Linked DNA regions of Homo sapiens: region 2 is linked to region 1. The links are chromatin loops, found by intact Hi-C in ENCODE. Cell type or tissue: HCT116. All regions are shown on one strand. Each heading gives the region's core, and the rest is flanking DNA. Links, peaks and the distances in the headings are about the cores only.

What was found. A loop is a pair of places that touch in the nucleus more often than their neighbours do. Peaks named below come from ENCODE experiments on the same cell type or tissue, not always from the same donor. Only the 100,000 strongest peaks of a DNase experiment are listed, where the experiment ranks them.
Region 2: a loop joins it to region 1, with 4 times the contacts of the local background. A loop is called at or near these places in 2 of 110 quality-filtered maps.

Annotation. Positions count from the first base shown.
Region 1 is chr11:67,855,654-67,866,023 of GRCh38, forward strand. The region is part of intron 3 of LOC112268076 (translation initiation factor IF-2-like); the gene reads right to left. It also overlaps the pseudogene ENPP7P7. Among named protein-coding and RNA genes, the nearest start is that of LINC02754, 24 kb to the right of the region's middle. RefSeq lists an enhancer at 948-1,620. In HCT116, for the core only: CTCF peaks have their summits at 4,086 and 4,345; a DNase peak (open chromatin) is centred at 4,347.
Region 2 is chr11:67,987,646-67,998,015 of GRCh38, forward strand. It overlaps UNC93B1 (unc-93B1 regulator of TLR signaling), which reads right to left. Exons shown (of 11, transcript NM_030930.4): 7 at 10,030-10,154; 8 at 8,957-9,139; 9 at 7,966-8,239; 10 at 6,031-6,149; 11 at 3,455-4,212. The coding sequence ends at 3,901. Among named protein-coding and RNA genes, the nearest start is that of UNC93B1, 11 kb to the right of the region's middle. RefSeq lists enhancers at 3,587-4,192, 9,300-9,974, 9,313-9,607, 9,975-10,370 and silencers at 6,270-6,369, 9,313-9,607. In HCT116, for the core only: CTCF peaks have their summits at 6,294 (motif pointing left) and 8,100; a DNase peak (open chromatin) is centred at 9,276; H3K4me3 peaks cover 527 bases; H3K27ac peaks cover 1,846 bases.

The sequences.
Region 1 (10,370 bases), core at 1,268-9,267:
TGAGGCGCCTCAGACCATTTGCCCATTTATGACAAGAATTATCTAGATCTTGTAGGATGGAAAAATTGAAAGTGCCATTTTCTGGCTATTTGGAACCACTGTTGAGTTTGTATTGGGGTCAAGCGGCATTGTAGAAGAAAATAAGGCATTTAGGTTTTAGGTCAGGTGTGAGTTGAAGAGGTTTTAGGTTTTGAAGAACACAGGCTAATGGAGAAGAAAGGGGAATGGAGAGTGGAAGCTTGCCCATAGTGAAGGAGGCAAGCCTAGAGAAAAGAGAGAGTAGAGACACAAAGAGAAGGGGTGGGGTGGTCTTGCCTTCCAGAAAAGCAGGAAATGGGTTGGGGCACAGAAATAAAGGGTTGGGGTGCAGAGATAGGAGGTCAGGTTGTGGAAATAAGGGATCAGGGCACAGAGATAAGAGGGCGGGGCATGGAAATAAGGGATCGGGGTGCAGAGATAAGAGGGTGGGTTTCCTGTGCCTCCCCCAGAAAAGCAGGACTTGCTGCTAAGGGTGAAGGACCAAGGCAGGTGTCCCTGCGTGGTATGACACCTCTGAAACCTGGGTGAATAATCAGAGAGGCGTCCCTGCAATGATTAAACACCAAGGGAAGGCTGCCTTCCCTAGTCCGCGACCGGCACCGGAGTTTTGGGTCCACAGATAAAACGTGTCTCCTTGGTCTCTACCGGAAAATGAAAGGAATTGAAATTAAGAGAAGGGAGAAATTGAAGTGTGGTGCCAAGATTGAAAGGAGAAAGAGGTTGAAGGATAGTGAGGGAAGTTGGAGAAGAGAGTAAAAAGAAGCTGCTTCCCAGATTTGAAATTGGTGAGATGTTTCTTGGGCTGGTCAGTCTGAGGACCTGAGGTCGTAGGTGGATCTTTCTCACAGAGCAAAGAGCAGGAGGACAGGGGATTGATCTCCCAAGGGAGGTCCCCCAATCCGAGTCACAGCACCAAATTTCACATGCATCCATGTGAAGAGACCACCAAACAGGCTTTGTGTGAGCAATAAAGCTGTTTATTTCACCTGGGTTCAGGTGGGCTGAGTCCAAAAAGAGAGTCAGTGAAGGGAGATGGGGTGGGGCCATTTTATAGGATTTGGGTAGGTAAAGGAAAAAGGGGGGTTGTTCTCTGGCAGGCAGGAGTGGGGGTCACAAGGTGCTCAGTAGGGGAGCTTTTGAGCCAGGATGAGCAAGGAGAAGGAATTTCACAAGATAATGTCATCAGTTAAGGCAGGAACCGGCCATCTGGATGTGTACATGAAGGTCACAGGGGATATGATGGCTTAGCTTGGGCTCAGAGGCCTGACACTCTTCCTCCACAGGAGGAGACCCAGACAGAAGAGGAGGAGGCAAGGTGATCACAGAGGCAGAGATTGGATCATGCAGCCACAAGTTGAGGAATTCTAGTAGCCTCTATAAGCTGGAAGATGCAAGGAATGGATTCTCCCCTAGAACCTCTGAAAGGAGCATGCTCCTGCTAACCTTTGATTGATTTTGGACTTCTGGCCTCCAGACAATTTTTTTTTTTTTTTTTTTTTTTAGACAGAGGCTTGCTTTGTTGCCCAGTCTGGAGTGCAGTGGCATGATCTCGGTTCACTGCAACCTCCACCTCCTGGGCTCAAGCCATTCTCTTGCTTCAGCCTCCCAAGAAGTGGGGACTACAGGTGCCTGCCACCATGCATGGCTAATTTTTGCATTTTTAGTAGAGACGAGGTTTTGCCATATTGGCCAGGCTGGTCTCGAATTCCTGACCTCAAGTCATCCACCCACCTCGGCCTCCCAAAGTGCTGAGATTATTTAGGTGTGAGCCACAGCACCCAGCCCAGACATTGTTTGAAGCCACCCATTTCATGGTTCTTTGCTGCAGTGGTTGTGGAATATGAATGCACTCATGCTGTTGGTTAGACTTTGCTGACCTTGTGTCTGTTATTCCCTGGCAGTTCTACAAGGCCTGGAGCTGATACGAAAAACCTCCCTTCTTTCCCAAATGGTCCCCAGCTTCCCCGTTCACTGAAGACCCTGCAGTCAGGAACAGTCAGGACTTTGCACCCAGTTGTTGTGCGTGTTTGGCCGACCCTTCCTCTTGTGTGATTCGTGGACCCTTAGCATTGCATTACCAGGGAGCTTTTGGAATTGAAGACTCTCAGGGCTCACCCGGAAGGACCTCCTGGGCCAGAATCTGCATTTTAACAAGATGCCCAGGTGATTTGCATACACGTCCAGATCTGAGAAGCGCTAGTAGGAGAGGCTTTAAGGTGGTAATTAGATCTTTTCTCCACCTGCAAGAATCTTAGTTTCTTCATGTTAAATCTATTAACTGTGGCAATGTCATGGGTGTTATAAAACAAAACAAAATCCTTACATCAAGAATGCACCCTGGTGTGTTATGGATATGGGTGAAATGAAATGTCTGGAATTTGCTTTAAAATGTCCTAAAATAGCAAGAAGGAAAAGAAAAGTGGGAACTGGAATGAGATTGGAGAAATGTTGACAAGTTCTTCCAGTGGGATGATGGATGCATGGGGGTTCATGGTATAATTCTCTCCCTGCTTTTTGTGTATATGGGAAATTTCCATAATGAAACGTTAGAGGTTGGGCACGGTGGCTCATGCCTGTAATCTCAGCATTTTGGGAGGCTGAGGTGGGTAGACTGCTTGAACCTAGGAGTTCAAGACCATCCTGGACAACATGGTGAAACCCCATCTCTACTAAAAATGCAAAAATTAGGCATGGTGACAACATGCCTGTAGTCATGTTGAGGCACAAGGTTGAGACATGAGAATCACTTGAACCCAGGAGGCGGAGGTTGCAGTGAGCCAAGATCGCACCATTTCACTCCAGCCTGGGTGACAGAGTGAGACTTGGTCTCAAAAAAAATTTTAATTTTCTATTTTTTTTGAGATGGGGTCTTGCCCTTTTGCCCAGGCTGGAGGGTAGTGGTGTGATCTTGGCTCACTGCAAGCTCCACCTCCCGAGGTCACTCCATTCTTCTGCCTCAGCCTCCAGAGTAGCTGGGACTATAGGCACCCAGCACCATGTCCGGCTAATTGTTTGTATTTTTAGTAGAGATGGGGTTTCACCGTGTTAGCCAGGATGGTCTCCATCTCCTCACCTCGTGATCTGCCCACCTTGGCCTCCCAAAGTGCTGGGATTACAGGAATGAGCCATCTTGCCCGGCCTTAATTTTGTTTAATTTTTTTCTTTTTTGAGACAGGATCTGTAGCCCAGGCTGGAGTGCAGTGGTGCGATCCCTGCTCACTGCAGCCTCTACCTCCTGGGTTCAAGCGATCCTCCCACCTCAGCCTCCCGAGTAGCTGAGACCACAGGCATGTATCACCACACCTGGCTAATTTTTTCCCTTTTTCTAGAGGCAAGGTCTTGCTGTTTTGCCCAGGCTGGTCTTGAACTCCTGAGTTCAAGCAATTTTCCCATCTCAGCCTGGGAGTAATCCCAAAGTGCTGGGATTACAGGTGCGAGTCACTCTACCCAGCCTCAACTGTTTTTCATGACTCCACTTTTTCTCCCCTCTTGAAAATGAGTAGTCTTTGAGGGAATGTCTTTTTTGTCTCAATCTCTGGTTTCTTTGCTCAGTGCACCTGTGTTTGGGGTTTTGTTGCTCTCCAGGCCTTTTTCAGCAGTGTTGACCCTGGAGAGCAGGATGGGAGCTGATGGCTCCTCAGCATCTTTTAACTCAGTTTAAAGATGACTATCAACAACATCTAGTCAGCATCTGTTGCTCTCAGCAGCTGGGACTTCATTTCTTTTCTCTTTCTCCACCTCTCTAACCTCTTTAAGACTCTGTCTTTGTCATGGGTACAGCATCACCTGTGTGGCCCTTAGGCTCTCTTACTTACATGTGATCTGCGTATTATGTCTTTACTTCAGGGTTTCTCAACCAGGGGGTGATTTTGCCCCCCAGAGAACATGTGGCCATGTCTGGAGACAATTTTGGTTGTTGCAGCTGGAGGAGGTGGTGCTACTGGCAGCTAATGGGTAGAGGCCAGTGATGCTGCTAAACATCCTACAATTCCGCGGACAACTCCCACTAAGACAAAATAATGATCCAGCCCCAAAGGTCAATAGTGCTGAAAGTGAGAGACCCTGATTCCATCTTAGAGATCATCCAAGCACACTTGGCCAAATTGTTTTTGCTACTGTCCCATGAAGAAAAGGCAGACTCATGACTGATGGCAACATCGATGGGAATTTTGTTTACCTCTTCTTTGTGGACCTTGGGATACGATGACTTACCATTTGTGCAAGTTGTGCATTGCATACCTCCAGGGGGCGCCACCCACATATTTATGAAAATGCCACCCCAGAAATTGCACAGTACATAGTCTACATGGCAATAAGCAGTTGCTCTGGTTTTGGGGTTGCCCTGAGGTGCTCTGGAACTGGGAGGAACTTTATTTCTGGCCATTAGAGGCCCTGAGCATGACATTGAGTACCCTTTCAAGAAAGGAGAAATGTTGAACAGAGAGGACCTCATTTTTATAACTCTTGACCATCATCTAGTTACGGAGCATCCACTTTTCACCCCTGGGCCATATCCATTTGACGGATGAAAAATCATCAAATTATAATATCATGGCTTATACTTTTGATAGCTTCTGCCTGGAACATGGCGGTAACAACTTCTCATTTTCAATTGATTCACTGGGGGGAGAAAATATACACGGCTGCCCTAAGACTTTCTATTACATACCATTTGTTTGACGGAATTTCTTTAGTTTCTGTAGCATAACTTATTCTAACTGGTCCTCAATCACTTTGCAATAAAACCTGAGATTGTGAAGATGTTCATTGTCATTACCAGTGACGGAGCAGTAAGTACAGAGTTCTGGAGAGGGAAGGAACCGAGAGATTTAAACTAGCAGAATGAGCCGCTCACCCTCAGAGTTGCTTTTAATCTTGGCGAGAACTGAGGGGAATTTTGACAGGGTTCAGGGGGACTGCGGGGAGTGGGGCTGGGAAGTGGCTATTTGCACGTGTGGTCAGCAAATCCAGTGAGGGGGTCCATGTACTGTGGGCAGCCCCGCAGATGGAGTTGGGATTGCCCTAGACTGAGTACTGGGTCATCAGTACTCAAGACATCGAGGCCCAGGCTGGTGCAGGAGATACATTGCACTGCTTCAGCCTTTCTTCTATCGCTCCTCTCCAATGACAGTCCCCGATTTTCCACCGAGGAGTCACTAGTTCCCCACGACATGTGTGCGACTGGCCATTCCCCACCTTGATCTGGAGCTGGGGCATGTGGTCCCAGCCTGGATGTCAGTATCCTTCCACCACCCTGGCCACAGTGATTGGGTCTGAGAAGCAGATTAGCCAAAGGAGAAACAGTCTTGGAAATTTCATGTTCATGCTTAAGAAAGTAAAATGGAAAGCGGGGGGAGGGTCAGGGGTCATTCTGATGATATAGTTTTAGGACCTGGATGTAGCCACACCTGTAGCTGTCAACTCTGTGCCATAATACTGCTTTTTTTTTTTTTTCCTTCAAATTTAAATACTTTCTAAAGGCAAGGTCTTGCTATGTTGCTTAGGCTGGTTTTGAAAAGTCCCTTTTGGGGGGATGCTTTCACTGCTTCACTTCCTTTCTATGACAGCTCAGGGAATCAGAAGACAAGGGAGATGATTTTTTTTTTTTTTTTTTTTTTTTTGAGACAGGGCTTGCTCTGTTGCCCAGGCTGGAGTGCAGTGGTGCAATCACAGCTCGCCACAGCCTTGATCTTCTGGACTCAAGCGACCCTCCTGCTTCAGCCTCCTGAGTAGCTGGGACTGTAGGTGGGTACCAACATGCCCAGCTAATTAAATTTTTTTTTTTTTTTAGAAGTGAGATCTCACTATGTCACCCAGGCTGGCCTCAAACTCCTGGGCTCAAGTGATCGCCCTGCCTTAGCTTCCCAAACATACAGGTGTGAGCCCCCACACCAGTCAACGCTGTGGTTTTATGCACCTGGTGTCCCCCTATGCCCTGAGCAATGATCCTCCTGCTTCAACCTCCCAAAGTGCTGGGATAACAGATGTGAAGCAGCATGTGTGGCCCACATAGTATTGTTATGGGTTAAATTGAGTTCTCCTCAAAACATGTTGAAATCCTAAATTCTAACAGCTCAGAATGTGACCTTATTTAGAAATAGAGTTATTGCAGGCCAGGCGTGGTGGCTCATGCCTGCAATCCCAGCACTTTGGGAGGCCAAGGCGGGCGGATCACCTGAGGTCAGGAGTTTGAGACCAGCCTGACCAACATGGAGAAACCCCTTCTCTACTAAAAATTCAAAATTACCTGGGTGTGGTGGCACATACCTGTAATTCCAGCTACTCGGGAGGCTGAGGCAGGAGAATTGCTTGAACTCAGGAGACGGAGGTTGCATTGAGCTGAGATCGCGCTATTGCACTCCAGCCTGGGCAACAAGAGTGAAACTCCGTCTCAAAAAAAAGAAAGAAAGACAGAAAGAAAGAAAAGAAAGAAATAGGGTTATTGCAGATGCTATTGATTAGGATGAAGTCATCCTGGAGTAAGGAGGGCCTAAGTCAATGACTGGTGTCCTTATAAAAGAGGAGAGGACACGCCGAGTCACAGAGACACAGGGAAGAAGGCCATGGATTGGACGGAAGATTGGACTGATGCGTATGCAAACCAAGAAACACTGAAGACTGCCAGGAGACCACAGGAAGCTACGAAGAGGCAAGGCAGGACTCCCCGACAAGTGCAGGAGGGAGCGTGGCCCTGCTGGCACCTCCGTTTCAGACTGCTGGCTACCAGAGCCACAAGACAATCAATTTCTCTGGTTTCAAGTCACCCAGCTTTTGGTACTTGGTTGTGGCAGCCCTAGGGAATGAATATAAGCACTTTCTCTTTTTTTTTTTCTTTTTTTGAGATGGAGTCTCGCTCTGTTACCCAGGCTGGAGTGCAGTGGCGAGATCTCAGCTCACTGCAGGCTCCACCTCTTGGGTTCACGCCATTCTCCTGCCTCAGCCTCCTGAGTAGCTGGGACTACAGGCGCCCGCCACCACGCCCAGCTAATTTTTTGTATTTTTAATAGAGACAAGATTTCACCGTGTTAGCCAGGATGGTCTCCATCTCCTGACCTCATGATCCGCCTGCCTCAGCCTCCCAAAGTGCTGGGATTACAGGCATGAGCCACGACACCCGGCCGAATATAAGTACTTTTAAATTAACTTTCCTCTTCTCTCCATCTTCTTCTAAATCATCATTTTTGCCTAAGCAACAGCTAGGGTCTAATACAGATGTGATGACTCACTTCAAAGTGGGGGAAGCCCCCATGTGCACCCAAAGCTCCTGCTGCCTTGGCCATGGCTTCAGATACTGGACCATCATTGTGGAGGCTTGCTGGAGATCTGAGCCAGGACACCATTCTCTGTTGCCTTTAAACAAAGGCTGGTGCTCGCCCAGGCATGTAAGCTCCACCGAGGATCTATTTGGAGGACAGAATTCTGAGATGACCCCTTAGGTTCTTGCCCTGGATAAATGCCAGGTGTAATCTCCTCTCCCCTGGAGTGTAGGCAGGACCCGTGGCTTGCTTCTAATCTATATCTATGGAAAAGTTGAAGGGATTTTGCAGATGTAACTAAGCCCCTAATCCATTCACTTTGAGTTAATCAAAAGGGAGATTATTCAGGGTGGGCCTGACATCTTCAGGTGAGATCTTCAATGAAGGTCTGGAAGAGAGAGACTCCTTCCTCCTGGTTTTTGTTTTTTGTTTGTTTGTTTGTTTTTGACATGGAGTCTCACTCTGTTGCCCAGGCTGGAGTGCAGTGGCACGATCTCGGCTTACTGCAACCTCTGCCTCCTGGGTTCAAGTGATTCTACTGCCTCAGCCTCCCAAGTAGCTGGGATTACAGGTGTGCGCCATCATGCCCGGCTAAGTTATGTAGAGACGGGGTTTCACCATATTGGCCAGGCTGGTCTCGAACTCCTGACATCAGGTGATCCCCTGCCTCGGCCTCCGAAAGTGCTGGGATTACAGGCGTGAGCCACCATGCCTGGCTGGTTTTGAAGAAGCCAGCCACATGAGTTTCACAGTTGCATGGAAATAAATTCTGCCAACAACCATGTGAGGTTGGGAGAAGACCCCAAGCCTCATATGACACACTAATTCCAGCCGGCACCTTGATCACAACCTTGTAAGAACCTGAGCAGAGGACCCAGCTAAAGCTGCACCCCCAGACTCATGACCCACAGGAAAGGAGAGGTAATAGATGGATGTTTTAAGCTGCTAAATTTGTGTTGATTTGTTATGCAGCTTAGAAAATGAATACATCATTCCATTTTTAAAAAATCATAAGCTAATCACACCATTCGATTTCTTTCTTTTTTTTTTTTTTTTTTGAGACAGAGTCTACCCTATCACCCAGGCTGGAGTGCAATGGTGCAATCTTGGCTCACTGTAACCTCTGCCTCCCAGGTTCAAGTGATTCCCTTGCCTCAGCCCCCCAAGTAGCTGGGACTACAGGCAAGCACAACCACACCCAGCTAATTTTTATATTTTTAGTAGAGATGGAGTTTCACCATTTTGGCCAGGCTGGTCTCGAACTCCTGACCTCAAGTGACCTGCCTGCCTCAGCCTCCCAAAGTGCTGGGGTTACTGACATGAGCCACCGCACCCGGCCTGACACACCATTCAACTTTAAGGAACTTCCAGGTGCTGTGGTCACGCCCCTCTTGTGTGGCATGCAGGTGGGGAGAGATGGGTTGGAAGATGACTGGATGGGGGCATGGAGCTAGGTGGGAAGAGGAAAAGTGTCTTGAAGGAAGTAAGTCCCTTCAGATAAGGGAGGGAGAAGCTTGATCAATATGCAGACTTTCACAGTCCTTCAGTCCTGGGGATATTGGTGGAGAGACAGGTCTTGCCTTACATTTGAGAGTTACCATCCCAGGCAGAGGCCCTACTTCCACCTTCTTGCAGGTGGGGCTGGCGAGCAAATACTTAGAGGAGAAACGAACACCCTTTGTAAGAATGTGAAAAGTTTCTGGAGTGGAGAGATGATGAAGCAGGATATTTGGAGTCAACAGCCAAGGTTTTTATTTTATTTTTTATTTTTTATTATACTTTAAGTTTTAGGGTACATGTTCACAACGTGCAGGTTTGTTACATATGTATACATGTGCCATGTTGGTGTGCTGTACCCATTAACTCGTCATTTAACATTAGGTATATCTCTTAATGCTATTCCTCCCCCCTCCCCCAACCCCACAACAGACCCCAGTGTATGATGTTCCCCTTCCTGTGTCCATGTGTTCTCATTGTTTAATTCCTACCTATGAGTGAGAACATGCGGTGTTTGGTTTTTTGTTCTTGCAATAGTTTACTGAGAATGATGGTTTCCAGCTTCATCCATGTCCCTACAAAGGACGTAAACTCATCATTTTTTATGGTTGCATAGTATTCCATGGTGTATATGTGCCACATTTTCTTAATCCAGCCTATCGTTGTTGGACATTTGGCTTGGTTCCAAGCCTTTGCTATTGTGAATAGTGCCATTATAAACATACGTGTACATGTGTCTTTATAGCAGCATGATTTATAATCCTTTGGGTATATAGCCAGTAATGGGATGGCTGGGTCAAATGGTATTTCTAGTTCTAGATCCCTGAGGAATTGCCACACTGAATTCCACAATGGTTGAACTAGTTTACAGTCCCACCAACAGTGTAAAAATGTTCCTATTTCTCCACATCCTCTCCAGCACCTGTTTTTTCCTGATTTGTTAATGATCGCCATTCTAACTGGTGTGAGATGGTATCTCATTGTTGTTTTGACTTGCATTTCTCTGGCCAGGGATGATGAGCATTTTTTTCACGTGTCTCTTGGCTGCATAAATGTCTTCTTTTTAGAAGTGTCTGTTCATATCCTTTGCCCACTTTTTGATGGGATTGTTTGGTTTTTTCTTGTAAATTTATTGGAGCTCATTGTAGATTCTTGATATTAGCCCTTTGGCAGATGAGTAGATTGCAAAAATTTTCTCCCATTCTGTAGGTTGTCTGTTCACTCTGATGGTAGTTTCTTTTGCTGTGCAGAAGCTCTTGAGTTTAATTAGATCCCATTTGTTAATTTTGGCTTTTCTTGCCATTGCTTTTGGTGTTTTAGACTTGAAGTCCTTGCCCATGCCTATGTCCTGAATGGTATTGCTGAGGTTTTCTTCTAGGGTTTTTATGGTTTTAGGTCTAACATTTAAGTCTTTAATCCATCTTGGATTAATTTTTGTATAAGGTGTAAGGAAGGGATCCAGTTTCAGCTTTCTACATACGGCTAGCCAGTTTTCCCAGCACCATTTATTAAATATGGAATCCTTTCCCCATTGCTTGTTTTTCTCAGGTTTGTCAAAGATCAGATGGTTGTAGATAT
Region 2 (10,370 bases), core at 2,371-10,370, 130 kb after region 1:
CAGTGGCGCAGTCTCAGCTCACTGCAACCTCTGCCTCCCAGGTTCAAGCTATTCTCCTGCCTCAGCCTCCAGAGTAGCTGGGATTACAGGCACACGAGGCTTGGCTAATTTTTTGTATTTTTAGTGGAGACGGGGTTTCACCATGTTGGCCAGGCTGGTCTCGAACTCCTGACCTCAGGTGATTCACCTGCCTCAGCCTCCTGAAGTGCTGGGATTACAGGCGTGAGCCACCACTCCCGGCCCAAAGCAACTTTTTAGTGTTAATTTCTCAACTCTGGCATTCCTAGACCACACAGGTGGCATGACTTTATTGTAGGAGTTCCACATTTACATAAGAGAGGCCTGAAAACGCAACGATCTCATGGGAAACTTGTTCACCACCTAAAGCTCAAAATTTCTCACCTCTCTCTGTTCCCCTGGGTGGAAATGTTTCTGTCCCTTTCTCTAAAGGTGTTGCATTTCTGTGGCCCCAACTTCATCATGCTTGACTGTAACCCTAACCCCCTGCCTTGTAAGGGATACCAACGCTCAACCCAGCCCTGCCCTCAGGCAGTTGCAGCACCAGCTCCTCTGTCCCCACCTTGGTTCTCACTCTCCTCTTCACTTCTGGCCTTAGGGGACTTAACTTATTTTCTGAAGAACTCAGCTATATATTTATTTTATTTTATTTATATATTTTTTGAGATGGAGTTTCACTCTTTTGCCCAGGCTAGAGTGTAATGGCGTGATCTTGGCTCACTGCAACTTCTGCCTTCCGGGTTTAAGCGATTCTCCTGCTTCAGCCTCCTAAGTAGCTGAGATTACAAGCGCCTGCCACCACTCCTGGCTGATTTTTGTATTTTTAGTAGAGATGGGGTTTCACCATTGGCCAGGCTGGTCTTGAACTCCTGGCCTCAGGTGATCCGCCTGCCTCAGCCTCCCAAAGTGCTGGAATTACAGGCGTGAGCCACCACGCCCGGCCTCAGCTCTATAGTTAAAAGGACATTTGTTTCTTACCCAGCATTTCTAGGTGTTTTGAAGAGGGAGACTTCTCAGGTTATCTAACCTGCTACTGAGAACTTAAAGATAGGGAAAATCTTGGACTGGAGATTCTTGGAATCACATAATTGAAAAATCCCAGCTGGGCGTGATGGCTCACGTCTATAATCCCAGCACTTTGGGATGCCGAGGCAGGTGGATCACCTGAGGTCAGGAGTTTGAGACCAGGTTGGCCAACATGGTGAAACTTCGTCTCTACTAAAAATACAAAAAAAAAATTGCCTGGCTTGGTGGTGGGCGCCTGTAATCCCCGCTACTCGGGAAGCTGAGGTAGGAGAATCGCTGGAACCCAGGAGATGGAGGTTGCAGTGAGCTGAGATCATGCCATTGCACTCCAGCCTGGGCAACAAGAGTGAAACTCCGTTGCAAAAAAAAAAAAAAAAAGAAAAGAAAAGAAAAGAGAAAGAAAAAGAAAAATCCCCACAGTGCAGATCGACAAAATCACAGAGTTGCTTTGGGAGCGAGGGTGGCAATCAGACACGGAGGCCATGACACAACCTGCTTATCCACTCAGGGGTCCAGAACCTCCACCCAGTCACCTTATCCGGGGGTGATGGAGACAGGGGAGGTGCCACCTACGCCAGTGTCATCTCTTACAATGAGCTCTTCTCCTGCTCGAAAAGAGCCAGCCTGCTGAGCTTGCTGCCAGGGCCCGTCGCACTGCCTGCGCTGTGTTGCCCGTCGCACAGCCTGTGATATGTGTTTCCCATCATGTGTGCATGTGTGTTGTCATGTAGTGTCTGTCACAGGTGTTACCCGTCACGTGTGTTTGCATGTTGCATGTGTGTGGCCTATCAGGTGTAAATATGTGTTGTCTGGCACATGTCAGCATCTGGGCATTCTCCGTGTGCCAGGAGCAGCCAGGTGGCCTGTGAAGCCTTCTCATGGGAAATGCCCAGATAGGAAGAGCACAGCCAGGAGCCAAGCCCCTGAGTGGCCACTCCATGTGCCTGGATCACCTTCAAGTCTGCTCAACATCACAGCCTCTGTTCCTTGGCACCATGGACATTGGAATTGACTCGGAACTGGGAAGAGCTGTAGGCCCACTATCCAGGCACCTGCTCCCCGTTTGCCCAGCATCCCAGGGGCCCACACCCTTCCAAATATCACCTTGCCCTCCATTCAGAGGTGAATCATCTGAGCGTCAGGTTGCCCAACTCCGACTGGTTTTGCTGGAGCCTGCCTAGAGGATGTCGCCAGCCACCTCCAGAGAACACTCAGTCTACAGATGCCGAGGGGGAACTGGAAGCACACAGTGCTGGCCTTCACCCAGGTTATGGTGGCACCTCGGGACCGCTTCTGAGTCTGCTTGTCACTGAAGGTCGGCGTGAGGCAGGCAGCGTTCCCTCCCAGATTTAGAAAATGTCAAGTCTCCCGCCGCACCCTTTTGTGTTTCTTACAGGGCCTGGTGCGCTTGCTGCCGCCACACTAAGGGCTCCAACATGTTCCCTCACACACTCAACAGAGAAGGAACCTGTGGCTCAGATGGCAGACTCCCTGTCCAAGGCCACAGAGTCTGGCCCCAGGGACCACTAGAGGCTTCAAGAACCAAACTCACATGAGGGCAGAGAGGAGAGATGGGGCCAGTTTAGGGCTGGGAGAATCCATAGAGCGATGCTGAGGCAGGCATGGAGCCTGGAGGTACGGACGAGGGTCTCGCCAAAGTCAGGGGTAAAGAGGCTGTGGGGAGTGAGGAATGGTGTGGGCCAGCCCCGGGCCTGCTGGGGTGCAGCTGGGGGCTCCATGGCCCTCCCACGGCCCCCACTTGTCCTCACCCAACCGTTCAGAGCTCTTCATGGCGGGGGTGTCCTCTCCTCTGGCCACAAGAGGAGCGGGTGGAGGAACGGCACCTTCAGGCCTTGTAGGGGGTCTGCCCCTCCACCAGCCTGTTTCTCGTGGGCATCGCAGCTGAGGCTGTAGCCGGGAAAGGGTAGTCACCGAGCGTACCTGGCCTCCAACCACCACTTCCAAGGCCCCTACTGGGCACAGGGTGACCCCACCGTGGCTCGGAAGTGGACCCTGTCCGACGCGGGGGTGGTCGCTGGAGGGCGGAGGATGCCTACACAGGCCTCTGGAGGGTGTGTCTCGGGAGTCTGTCTCGCCCTCTGGACCCATGGGGGACCAGCAACGCCGTCACACCCTCCTCTGTCTCTGCCAGCCGCTCCGCCGCTCCCTTCTCCTGGCTGGGGCTGGCAAAGGCAGGCAGGTATGGGGGGGCGGGGCCTCAGGAGGGAGGAAGGGCTGGTGGGCGGGGCCTACGGACACCTCGCCCCGCCCCCAGTAGGGCGCGGCACTCCCCACACCACGCGGTCCCCCTAGGTCAGGGCCTGTCACCACTGCGCCCAGAGGCCGGGCCAGCCGTGCGTGCATCCCAGGGCATCCGTGCATCCGTCCCCCGCGGCCTGGGACTCCCCAGTCAGGACAGTACAAAATCTCTTTATTGCTCATTTTCTGTAAAAAATCGTGGCTCTCGGCGGACCCTGGGGATAGGAGGTGCAAAGTGCGCTCACACGCGGCCCGGGTCCGCGGCCGAGAGCTGTGGGGATCTGGAGCGGGCCGGGTCGCAAGAAGACCCTGACCGTGCTCCGGCGCTGGGGCGCGTGCTAAGGGCCCGCGGGGTTTCAGCTGTATTTTCGAACCCCTGTGCTTGGCCGAGGGGTTCCCAAGGCTCCACTCCGCCTTGGAGGGGGCTGCGGAAGCCCGGAGGTGACCTGGGCTCTGGGAGGGGCGTCCCCAACGTGGGGGAGGGGAGACAGGGGCCTTTGAAGACAGCGCGGGACTCGGAGGGGGTCCCCCCGACCTCAGACGTGGTAAACTGAGGCCGGCGAGGAGGGAGGCTGAGTCCGGGGACCAGGCGGCCCCTCACTGCTCCTCCGGCCCGTCTCCCCCCTGCGCCTGTTCGTACGGGCAGGGCCGGCGGCCGAGTCCAGCGGGCTCGGGGCCAGGCCTGGGCCCTGCGGGCGGCGCCTCCTCCTCCGCGCCGTCCCCATGCTCGCCCTCCGCGTCGCTCTCGTCCGAGTTGTCCTCCTCCAAGTAGCGGTAACCGCGCACCTTGTGCTGGGGCCGCGGGATGCGGGGCTGGCGCGGGGCCACGCCCCGGCGCAGCTTCTGCTCCATCCGCAGGTAGGAGACCGCGGCCGCCACCAGCGTCACCAGCAGCACCGCCAGCTTAGCCTGGGCGTAAGGAGAGGGATGCCAGGGACCCGCGGCCGCCTCGCCCCGCACCTTCCCCGCCTATGCCCCTCGCTGAGATAGGCCCTTCCCTCCTCCGGGAGCCTCCCGGGCCACGCGGCCCTCAACTTCTCCAGCCCCTCCACCCATGCTTCCTGGACCGCCTCCTGCAGGCGAGGCTCACATCCAGCACTGTCCCTTACAGTCGCCACGCCCCTGGCGACCTCAGTGTCCCACACTGTAAGGGGACAATGCAAATCCCTTTGCCTCATAGGGTGCATGCGCCAGTGTTGATAAAGTGCTGGCCACAGGCCCTGCCTTCCCAGGGCTCACAACACTGTGTCCCTGACACACCCGTGGGCTGTAGTGATGCTTTTCATGGGGTTTTGACTATAACCCGCAGTCAGGAATGATTTCACACCATAGCCCAGTACATACACACATATCTGTATGCATACTTCCTGCTCTTTTCTTTTTTCCAGACACGGTCGCTCCGTTTCCCCACCGCGCCCCCTCCCTCCCTTCCCCCACCCACTGCTGGAGCGCAGTGGCACGCTCACTTCAGCCTCAATCTTCCAGGCTCAAGCCATCCTCCCACTTCAGTCTCCCAAGTAGCTGGAACTACAGGCACACGCCACTACGCCCAGCTATTTTTTAAATTTTTTGTAGAGACAGGGTCTCCTATGTTGCCCAGGCTGGTCTTGAACTCCTGGCCTCAAGCAATCCTCCTGCCTCAGCCTCCCAAAGTGTTGGGATTACAGGCGTGAGCCACCATGCCCAGCCCACTCACTGCTTTTCTTTTTTTTTTTTCCTTTTTTTTTTTTTTGGAAGACAGAGTCTCGCTCTGTCCTCCAGGCTGAAGTGCGGTGGCGCGATCTTGGCTCACTGCAACCTCCATCTCCCAGGTTCAAGCCATTCTTGTGCCTCAGCCTCCAGAGTAGCTGGGATCACAGGGACGTGCCACCATGCCCAGCTAATTTTTGTGTTTTTAGTAGAGACAGAGTTTCACAGCCTGTTACCCAGGCTGGTCTCGAACTCCAGATCTCAGAACCCCCACCTCAGCGTCTCAAAATGCTGGGATTACAGGCGTGAGCCACTACTGCCAGCCCACTCCCTGCTATTTTTAGTTCTATTTTTATTTTTATTTTGAGACGGAGTTTCGCTCTTGTTGCTTAGGCTGGATGGAGTGCCAACGCCCCGTCTCGGCTAACTGCAACCTCCGCCTCCCAGTTCAAGTGATTCTCCTGCCTCAGCCTCCTGAGTAGCTGTGATTACAGGCACCTGCCACCACGCCCGGCTAATTTTTGTATTTTTAGTAGAGACGAGGTTTCACCATGTCGGTCAGGCTGGTCTCAAACTCCCTACCTCAGGCAATCCACTCGCCTCGGCCTCCCAAAGTGCTGGGATTACAGGCGTGAGCCACCGCGCCCGGCCTTTAGTTCTATTTTTAAAAAATGTTTAGCAACTGGGACTTGCTAGACCGAGCCACCATTTTTTGTGAGCAGAGCATGAGGAGCCTGCTCCCCTTCAGGCCATGAAGAGAGACAGACCCAACATCTGGAGAACAAGGTACCAAACAGCCCACAGGATGGCTGTGATGCACCCACAAATCCCCTCAGAGATGGGCAAACTGAGACTGGCTGGAGGTGGGCCAGTAAGTGGGGTGCTGAGTTGGGGGCCACCCAGTGGGCTGCAGGAATGGGGCCTTGGCCCAGAGACTGGCTTGGGAAGGGGTGGCATTTAGGAAGCTGTGAAGCCAGGGCAGGGGCTAAGGAAGTACCTGTCATTGGGCATGGGGCCCCCAACCCTGCCCAGTCTCACCTTCATGTGCAGGCTCGAGCCCAGGTACACGGTGAAGATGGCCACAGCCTGCCACCAGTGGTAGATGGTGAAGATGAAGTCCTGTCTCTCCTTGTCTTCGTACAAGATTCCCAGGAGTGCTGCAGGCAGGCAGTACAGGGCAGGCAGGGGAGAGGTGTCACCTGGGGCCTGGGGCTACCGAGCTACCATCTACGAACTTTACTAAGCCCTGTATGGGTCCCAGCCCCGGACCAGAGAGCGCCTAGAAAGTGCTGTGAGGCGGTCCTGGCCTGCCCCCTGGTGGAGACCCTGGTCACCACACTGCTCACACGCTAAGCAGAAGTAGGAGCAGGTGCCTCGGGCTGTGTGGATGCAGGTGTTCCCGCTCCGCACCACATGCGTGGCCTCAAAAGAAGAAAGCTCTGTGCTTAGTCATGTCCTGTCCCCAACCCAGGTGTGCAGTGCCAAGCTTGCAGGCGCTGTTTCTCCTCCTCAGCCAGGACTAGAGAGATCGAACTGTTTGCAGCTGCCAACTCTGCAAATCAAACCTGAAGCTAAGCATGGAGAGGGGGGATTCCTTTCCAGTGAGTCCTCCCAGGGTGGGCAACAAGAGTAATGGATTGGGAGTCAGAAGATGCACGCTCGTTCTCAGGGCTGTAATGTTGGCTCTGTGGGTGATTTGGGTACTTAACTCCCCAGAGCTGCTTTTCCCAATGGTGAGATGAGCTTATGCCTATTGTGTGCTGTGTTCTGAAGTTCTAAAGTGAGAAAGTGGGCATGGCACCTGCCAAATCATAGGGGCCACTATTAACACCTTCACCAGGCACTCAGGATATGAACACTCCTGTTTTGGGGCCCTGCAGGGTGACTTTACCCCCACAGTGCTGCTATGAAGAGACAAGGACCCCCCGGGGTTCACCGGAGGAGATGGGATATGGAGCTGGGCAGAGGGGATGCCAGGACCAGACAGGGCACAACATGGGTTCAAGATACCCAGGCTGGACTCTGCCCAGAATTGGCTATCCTTGGGCAAAACGGCCAAGAGACTGTGGTGCAGTATGAGGCTCCAGCCCCTGCTACAGACAGAGACACAGAGCCAGCCTCCGCCCTGCCAGCAGCAGGCATGACCTCGGCTACTCCACACCCCCAAGGATGACGTTCAAAACTGTTCACAGCTTCGGCCCATCAGAACAGACACTGACATGGATGCCCGGCAGGACTGCCCATGTGTGCTAGCTGTGTTTCACTGCGTGTGCCCATCTGTGGTCAGGGAGCATCCTGGAGCTGAACATGGGCCCACCCGCTGCCTTCTGCAAACAGGGCCCTGTTCCCCAGCAGCCCAGACCTGGGGCCTGGACTCTGGTACTGAGCAGACTGGGTTGGGGCTGCAGGCCTGCTCCTCTCTATACAAAGGCCCATGTCTGTATCTATGCCATGGGTGTACAACAGGCCACTTGCTCCTACCACATGCTCCGTGAAGCAGAGACCAAAACATCTGCTCCAAGTGTCATGAAAACTATGCCAGGGTAAGCCCTGTCCCCTGGTATGAAAAGGGAGAATCCCTGATGTGTTTTTCACACTGTCCCTAAGGGGTGTCCACAGAGCCCCACACCTGCCCCATGTAGCCACGAGACTTCACACTGACCCTCCAGTGTTGATGGGGCCCTGTGCCCGCTCTGGGGTATTAACAGAATGTCCATGGCATGGAACCCCCATACCTGTCTCCAGGGTGTCCACACCCTACCCATCTGTCCCCAGTGTGTCCATAAGACTTCCCTTCCACCCCCGGAGTGTCCACAGGAAGCCCCACCTGCCTCTGCCATGTCCACAGGACCCTATGTGACCATGGGACCCCATATCTGTCCCTGGGATGTCTATGTCTCGCCAACCACCCACAGATAGCCATAAAGCCCCCTGCCCCGCCCCCCCCCCCCCAGTGCCCACAGCTATACTCACTGCTGAGTCCAGTCTTGTTCAGGGCACTGCCCACACCCCAAAGGGCAGCTGCCACATAGAGGATCCAGCTGTGTTGCAGGACCCGAGGCACAGGGGCCCAGAAAAAGAGGATGAAGGTGAGCAGCAGGTGCACCCCTGCTCCGGCCACCAGGGGCACCGGGCGTGGCAGCCACAGGCCCAGCAGGCCCAGGAGTGAGGCGGCTGAGGCGCCCAGGCTGTAAGCCACGAGGAGGTAAGCCAGCCGCTCCAGCCCCACCGAGCACACGCCATAGCCCTGCGGGGGGACAAGGGGTGAGTGTTGAAGTCTGGAACAGCCCAGACCACAGTCTCAGCCCTCCCCGCATCGCGGGGGTGCCTCACCCCCCTGCGATGGGGGTCCTAAGAGCCAGGGGGGAAGAGGGTCTGGCTCTTACTCCCCGCATCGTGGGGGGTGCCTCACCCCCCTGCGATGGGGGTCCTAAGAGTCGGGGGGAAAAGAGGGGTTGGCTCTTACTCCCCGCATCGCGGGGGGGTGCCTTACCCCCCTGCGATGGGGGTCCTAAGAGCCAGGGTGGGGAGAGGGGCCCCCCGCGATACGGGGAGTAAGAGCCAGGTGGGGAGAAGGGCTGGCTCTTACTCCCCACAAGAGGTGTTCCTTAGGCCACACCCTGCCCTCCCTGGACTGCCTGACCTCGCTCCAAGGCTCAGGGGAAGGTTCTGAGGGCAGGTGTGAAAATGCTTGGAATGTCCCTAGACACCGTGGGCTGTACCCCACAAGGAACTAAACACTCTGTGGGTGCTATCCCATTTCGATTCAGAGAAGTTAAAATAACTTGCCCAAGGTAAAGGGGGGACGGGGGTAAGAGAGGGAAGAGAAAGCAGGAGGGGGATATTTGGGATATACATGTACACACTTACATATGTAATTAAAAATTATTCTTTGTTTACTTGAATTCAAATTTACCTGGCTATCTTGTCTTTTGTCGGGCAATCCTTTGCAGGCTGTACTTACCAAGGCGATACCAGTGCAGGCAAAGAGCACCTCGAAGCCGCTGTAGATAAAGAAAGGCACGAGGTGGCGCAGGCGGTAGTCACGCACGTGCTTGAAGGGCAGCTGGAAGATGTTGCCCCAGCCCACGCTGCGCAGATCGATCTCCTCCGTGGGCCGGTAAGCGGCTCCGCACAAACCCAGCACCTGCGAACCCATTACTTGAAGGGGCGGCCAGCCAGGCCCAGGCCTGGCCTCCAGGCTTCAGCCCCGCCCTTCAGATGCACCACGTGCCTGGGCCTTGCCCCAGCTCGGCCCCGCCTCCCAAACCAGGGCCCCGCCCCTGAGACACTCCCACAGACCCAGGTCTTGCCTTATCCCAGCTCAAGGCCCCGCCTCTCAGCACAAAGCCACGCCACCACACTCCGAAAGACGGTGGTCTTGCCTCCCAGCCCAAGGCCCCATCCCCTCTCTCTCACATACACACACTTCACAACTCACATTCAGACAAATCCATAGACTTCAACCTTCCTTCTCAGCCCCGCGCCAGACCTCAGCCCCGCCTTCCAGGCTAGTCCCCGCCCCTCGGACACACCCACAGACTTCGGCCCCGCGTCCCAGCACTAGGCCCCGCCTGACACAGCCACGGACTGGGCCTTGCCTCCCAGCTCCATCGCCAGGCTGCAGCATGCCAACGCCTTAGTTCTGCCGTCCAGTATCACTTCCAGTTTGAGCCACACCTTCCAGCCCTCACCCTTGGTCCTGTCCCCAACCCCCTCACAGGTCTCAGTCAGTCTTCTAAGATCTTGTCTCCAGCTCGAAACTGTGGACCAAGCCTGTTCCCTCCTTCCCCTGGCCTCTGGATGCCCACGCCTGCCTCGGACCACAGGCCTCAGCCCCGCCTCCGAGCCTCATGCCCGCTCTGCAGCACTCGGCCCTAGCTCCCCAACTCAGATCGCGCTCCCAGGCCTACGGCCTGCCCCGAGGCCACAACCCGACCCAGGCCATGCCATCCGATCCAGACCCTTTCTCGCAGACTCGGTCCCCAGAACCACACTCTGCTTCACTGACTGTCCTGCCCCCATCCCGGGCCGCACCAGCAGCATGGCCAGGAAGGCCACTGCCATGAGCACGCTCTCCACCACAATGAGGTTTCCGCTCCGCGGGAGCGTCCGCAGAACCGTCTTGTTGAAGCCGCTGAGGATCCCGTGGCTGTTGGTGCCTGGGAAGGGTGGGGGTGAGGGCACCGTGAGCAGAGAGTAGGGCACACAGTCAATCCAGCCACCAGGGTGGAGCCACGCAGGCCGCGGAGGAGCGGTGGAGGGCGGGAGAGTGAGAGCAAGGGCAGAGTTCCTTCAGAGAGCAGTTTGGAGGTTTGGACCACTGGGGCTGGGTTTGGACCACTGGGGCTGGGTGTTCCCCGGGAAAGGGGCATCTT